Linked DNA regions of Homo sapiens: region 1 is linked to region 2. A link is an interaction called in ENCODE POLR2A ChIA-PET data of the cell type or tissue named here. Cell type or tissue: HepG2. All regions are shown on one strand. Links, peaks and the distances in the headings refer to the core of each region. The heading gives the core; the rest is flanking DNA. Region 1 holds the start of MAP3K19 (mitogen-activated protein kinase kinase kinase 19). Region 2 overlaps RAB3GAP1 (RAB3 GTPase activating protein catalytic subunit 1).

Region 1 (2,926 bases), core at 292-2,791, 76 kb after region 2:
GCTGATACCTTGGTCGTGGGCTTCTAGTCTTCAGAGCTGTGAGCAAATAAAAAAATATTTTTTTGAGATGGAGTCTTGCTCTGTCACCCAGGCTGGAATGCAGTGGTGAGATCTTGGCTCACTGCAACGTTCACCTGCCAGATTCAAGCAATTTTCCAGCCTCAGCCTTCTGAGTAGCTGGGATTACAGGCATGTGCCACCACATCCAGCTAATTTTTGTATTTTTAGTAGAGACAGCATTTCACCTTATTGGCCAGACTGGTCTCAAACTCCTGACCTCAGGTGATCAACCCTCCTCGGCCTCCCAGAGTGCTGGGATTACAGGTGTGAACCACGGCGCCCAGCCCTGTGAGCAAATAAATTTTTGTTGTTTAAGCCTTCCAGTCTGTGGCATTTTGTTCAAGCAGCCCTAGGCAAACATACATCCCCCACCCTCAACCCAGGAAGTCAGACACTCCCCTTCCATGCTTCCTTAGAGCTTTTGACACAGCCCTAGGGCAGCCTGATATTGTCCTTGTTTTGTATGCCTATCCCTCCACTATTTCTAAACATTGAGTTTCTTGAAAAAGAGAATGGTTTGAATGACTCTATCTCAAAATGAGAGACAAAAGGAGGATTCCTTTTTTGTTTAAAGACAGGATGTCTTTCTGTTTCCCAGGCTGGAGTGAAGTGGCATGATCATAGCTCACTGCAGCCTCAAACTCTTGGACTCAACCAATCCTCCTGCCTCAGACTCCTGAGTAGCTGAAACTACAGGTGCCCACCACCACGTCCAGCAATTTTTTCTATTTTTTGCAGAGACATGGTCTCACTATGTTGCTCAGGCTGGTCTCAAACAACTAAGCTCAAGCAATCCTCCTACCTTGGCCTCCCAAAGTGCTGGGATTACAGGCGTGAGCCACTGCGCATAGCCAGAAGATTACATTTTTTGGGGGGGGTGGGAACGGAGTCTTGCTCACTCTGTCACCCAGGCTGGAGTGCAGTGGCACAATCCCGACTCACTGTAACCTCCGCCTCCTGGGTTCAAAGCAATTCTGCCTCAGCCTCCCGAGTAGCTGGGATTACAGGCACTAGCCACCACACCCGGCTAATTTTTTTTTTTGAGATGGAGTCTTGCTCAGTCGCCCAGGCTGGAGTGCAGTGGTGCGATCTCGGCTCACTGCAAGCTCCGCCTCCCAGGTTCACGCCATTATCCTGACTCAGCCTCCCGAGTAGCTGGGACTACAGGCGCCTGCCACCACACCCGGTTATTTTTTTTGTATTTTCAGTAGAGACGGGGTTTCACCGTGTTAGCCAAGATGGTCTCGAACTCCTGACCTCGTGATCCACCCACCTCAGCCTCCCAAAGTGCTGGGATTACAGGTGTGAGCCACCACGCCTGGCCTAATTTTTTTATTTTTGGTAGAGATGGGGTTTCACCATGTTGGCCAGGCTGGTCTGGAACTCCTGACCTAAGGTGATCCACCCACCTCAACCTCCCAGAGTGCTAGGATTACAGGTGTGAGCCACCACATCTGGCCAGGATTACTTTTTGAGAAGCCAATTTAAAGATTCATGGATTGCAGACAAGCTGGAACCCTAGGATAACCTGGCAGAAATCCTAAAAGTCAGAAACTACGGTACTTGCACCTTCCTCTGTTAGGCTGAGAGAGTACTCACCTTGATGGGAGTAGAAGCAAAGTAGAGCATAGGAAGCAAAACAGAGTAATAGCCTGTGTGTGCTTAAATTGGTGTCAAGCAGCTTGAAGTTGAATTGGTAATGAGGGAGTTTACGTAGATCTAACAATCTCTGAATGGTTTTTACCCTGAAGTCTTCATCCACTAAAGGAGAGAGAGAGAGAGAGAGAGAGAGAGAGTGTGTGTGTGTGTGTGTGTGTGTACGTGCTTGCGCATGGTAAAGGTAGTATTGCAACATTGTGGCCAGGCCGCTTAGGTTCAATCCCTAGCTCCACCATTCATTAGCTCAAAAGTTCTAAGCCTCAGTGTCATCTTCTGTAACGTGGCAATGATGCTGTTTATTGTTTCAACTCCATAGAGTTGTTATGAGGGTTAAATGACATTAATCATGTCCTTTATGGACTAACGTAGGAACTAGTCAATAAATGTCAGCTGTTGTTATTGCGATAGAATATCGTACCCCATTCAGTTGAGAATATATAATGTTACGCCCTACCTTAGAAGAGAAACCCCTGCATCCTTTGGTAAGTGGCAGAAAAGAATTTAGCAGCACACAAATGCCGGGTGACCTTATGGAGTGCCCTGTGTCCACTTCCTCATGATTATGTTTTCATAGTCCATGATTTGAAGTCTTTTGCAGTTGGGTTTATTACCACTGGACTCAGACAAAAATGCAGTCTGTTTACTGAAGCTTTTGCTTCAGAATATCACAAGCATATCTAGAGAAGAAGTATGTTGTAATGTAAGGATTTCTGTCTGCTAGCGCTTTCTCAAGGCTGAGTCTAAGAATGCAATCAGTTTGGTGGTAATCGATTGGATTCTCACTCTGTGACCTATATGCAGCTTTGAAAGGGGCCCTTCTGGCACCTTGTGGGGATTACAAAGGCATGGATCTCTTAGAGAAAGTCTCAGTGCATCAGGTGATCACAGTAATTGTGCCAACCATGGAAGTACATAGGGGTTTGGTAGTTTTAAAGCACTTAAGCAACAACTTGGAAGAGCATACAAAACTTGTTTTCCTTCCTGGATGAGACTGTCCTGCTTTCAATTCTCTAAGCTAAATGCACAGTGGATGGTTGCCTAGGAGACAACCTGTAAACTAAGCAGTCTATTTGCAGCTAACTAAAGGGTTTGTGCATGCAGGACCAGCTTAATTAAAGACAAAATTTAAAAGGAAAAATTATTTGGGCTGTACAACACTGAAAAAAAAATCTGAATCTATGCTGTTTTTAAATGGATCCCTGGTTGA
Region 2 (2,926 bases), core at 252-2,751:
ATTTAGCCTCCCTTAAACTTACTCTTATCCAGATACATGGAGCCATTTGGATAAGTTTTTAAAAAATAACATCATAAGAAATCAAAGTCCTTAGACAATAAAACACAAAAGGGAACACTAAAATCAAAACAAAATAATAAAAAATGCATATAAAAATTACTAGCAATTTGAGAGTTATTCTACTGAAGTTTTTTAATCTCAGTGTACTACTACTCTTAACATACTTACGAATAAACATCATTATCCACAATGATCCCTTCGGTCAGATGAGGCCATGTAGTAGCTAAATGGAGTTCACTAAAAAACATAAAATATACCCAAAAGCTTTAATACTGACTCAGCAATTATATTTAATACTTCTAGAAAACTATACCAAGGAAATAAAAGTATGTTACAGTGGCATTATTTATAATACAACATACTGGAAACAACTTATTTAGCAAATGGTAGCACATCCTTATGAAGTTAATGTTTTGCAAACATTCATCTCATTATACATAATAGCCAAAAAGCATAAATAACCCACCAACTAATGAATGGATAAACAAAATGTGGCATATCCATACAATGGTATATTTACAGCCATAAAAAGCACAGAAGTACATTAGTTCCTCCTTATCCACAGCTTCACTTTCTGCAGCTTCAGTTACCCTAAATCAACTGCAGTCTGAAAATATTAAGTGAAAAATTCCAGAAAAAAAATCCATAAATTTAAAGTTGCATGTTGTTCTGAGTAGCATGATGAAATCTTGTGCCATCCCACCCCATTAGGTGAATCATCCCTTTGTCTAGTGTACCTACACTGTCTATGCTACCTGCCCTGTTAGTCACTTAGTAACTGTCTTGGTGATCAGAGTGATCACAAGAAGAGTGTGCATAGTACAATGAGATATATTGAGAGAGACAGATCACATTCACATAACTTTCATTAAGGTATATTGTTATAGCTGTTCTATGTTATTATTAGTTATTATTGTCAATCTCTTACTATGCCTCATTTACATTTATTTATTTATTTTGTATTACATCACCTGGAAATCTTACTGTGCCAAATTTATAAATTAAATTTTACTACTTATCTGTATGCACAGGAAAAATATTTAGTGTGTGGTACTATCCATGTTTTCAGTCATCCACTGGGGATCTTGCAACATACCAGCTGTGGATAAGGGGGTACTACTGTACTGATTCATGCTACAACATGGACAAACCTTGAAAACATGCTAATTAAAATAAGTCAGACACAAAGAAAGCCACATGTTATATGATTCCATTTATAAGAAATGTCCAGAATAGGTAAATCCAAAGAGACAGAAAGTATATCAGTGTTTGCCTAGAGCCGGAGGGCTGAGAAGACTAAGGGGAAATGATGGCTAAGAGGTGAAGAATTTCTTTTTAAGGTTATGAAAATGTTCTGGAATTAGATGATTATGATGGTTGCACAGCTCTGTAAATATTAAAATACCATTGAATTGTACACTTTTAAATAGTGAATTTTATGGCAGGTAAATTATATCTCAAGTTTGAAAAATGTTATAAATCAGGAGTTGGCAAACATTTTCTATAAAGAGCCAGAGAGTAAATATTTTAGGTTTTGTGAACCATGCACAGTCTCTATTTTATTTTTTTTCTTTCATAACCTTTAAAAATGTAAACACCATCCTGACTTCACTGGCCATACAAAAATAGGCTAATGGCCAGATTTGGCAAAGGACACAGTTTGCTGAGTTATAGATGAATATCAAATCTCAGAAAGTTTTCATGTAAAATTATAAAATAAATAAAGCAAGTGTAGGTCTTTCTTTCTTTTTTTGAGACGGAGTCTTGCTCTGTTGCCCAGGTTGGAGTGCAATGGCGTGATCTTAGCTCACTGCAACCTCTGCCTGCCGGGTTCAAGTGATTCTTGTGCCTTAACCTCTTGAGTAGCTGGGATTACAGGTGTGCGCAACCACACCCAGTTAATTTTGACATTCTTTAGTAGAGATGGGGTTTCGCCACGTTGGTCAGGCTGTTCTCGAACTCCTGACCTCAGGGGCTGCCCACCGCAGCCTCCCAGAGCGCTAGGATTACAGGCATGAGCCTGTGCCCAGCCCAGGTGTACGTCTTTCTTTATTTCCAGTACTACATTCATCCCAGCAAGCTATAGCATCATAAAGCACAGTGAAATCAATATCAATATAAATTCAAAGTAAAATATTCCCACAATTCAAATGACAGGTTGAAATTCTCACCTAATAGGATCTTCGCAGGCACCAAATGGTAACTTGCCAAACTCCAAGCCTCCAACTTCTCCTCCTACAAGGGCATCTATGTCTAAACAAAAGAAATATTTTTCCATCATTTGGGAAAAAATAAAGAAGAGTCTAATCTAGTTAAGCCCTTTGGAATATCATAGCTTTAAAAGTGTCTGCAAGAGAACACATGTAGCAAGTTAGCAAGTTAGACCAACTTACAGCATATGTAGTCTAACAATATTTGACTTCCCCAGAGAATGTTACAGTAAAAGGGCACACTTATTTCCTATTTATCCAGTATTTCATTCAGGCCAGGTATTCTAAATTTTGCCCTTCTGAAATATTCCTTAAATATTACTCAAGAGAATATTATTTCTGTACATTTTTTTGCATTTTTAAAGAATGTAATTAGTATAACCCAAAAAGAGTATCCAAGTATTTAAAAATCACCAACTACATTAATCAGTTTTGCTATCAGTAATTTCTGAATAGGAAATTAGTATATTTGTCGTCATTAATAACATTATATTTTGGTTGATAGTAAATGGAAATATATAAAGATCAGAAAAGAACCTCCTTTCCATTACGAATGGCATACTAGACTGGAAGAGAACTTAGAGGGTAAATCATTCCCTTAGTTCTATCTCTCCTGAGGAAGTAATAAGCATTTCTAAAAGGCATCAAAAGGATTT

Evidence for each region. ChIA-PET counts read pairs that join two places held together with the same protein. Peaks named below come from ENCODE experiments on the same cell type or tissue, not always from the same donor. Only the 100,000 strongest peaks of a DNase experiment are listed, where the experiment ranks them.
Region 1: POLR2A ChIA-PET joins it to region 2 with 11 read pairs; 7 of 35 experiments call an interaction of 5 or more read pairs at or near these places.

The regions. Positions count from the first base shown.
Region 1 is chr2:135,047,304-135,050,229 of GRCh38, reverse strand. MAP3K19 (mitogen-activated protein kinase kinase kinase 19) reads left to right here and starts at 2,783. Exons shown (of 13, transcript NM_025052.5): 1 at 2,783-2,926. In HepG2, for the core only: no CTCF peak of the experiment used is centred there; no DNase peak of the experiment used is centred there.
Region 2 is chr2:135,123,552-135,126,477 of GRCh38, reverse strand. RAB3GAP1 (RAB3 GTPase activating protein catalytic subunit 1) reads right to left here. Exons shown (of 24, transcript NM_012233.3): 9 at 2,232-2,313; 10 at 229-297. Among named protein-coding and RNA genes, the nearest start is that of SNORA40B, 12 kb to the left of the region's middle. In HepG2, for the core only: no CTCF peak of the experiment used is centred there; no DNase peak of the experiment used is centred there.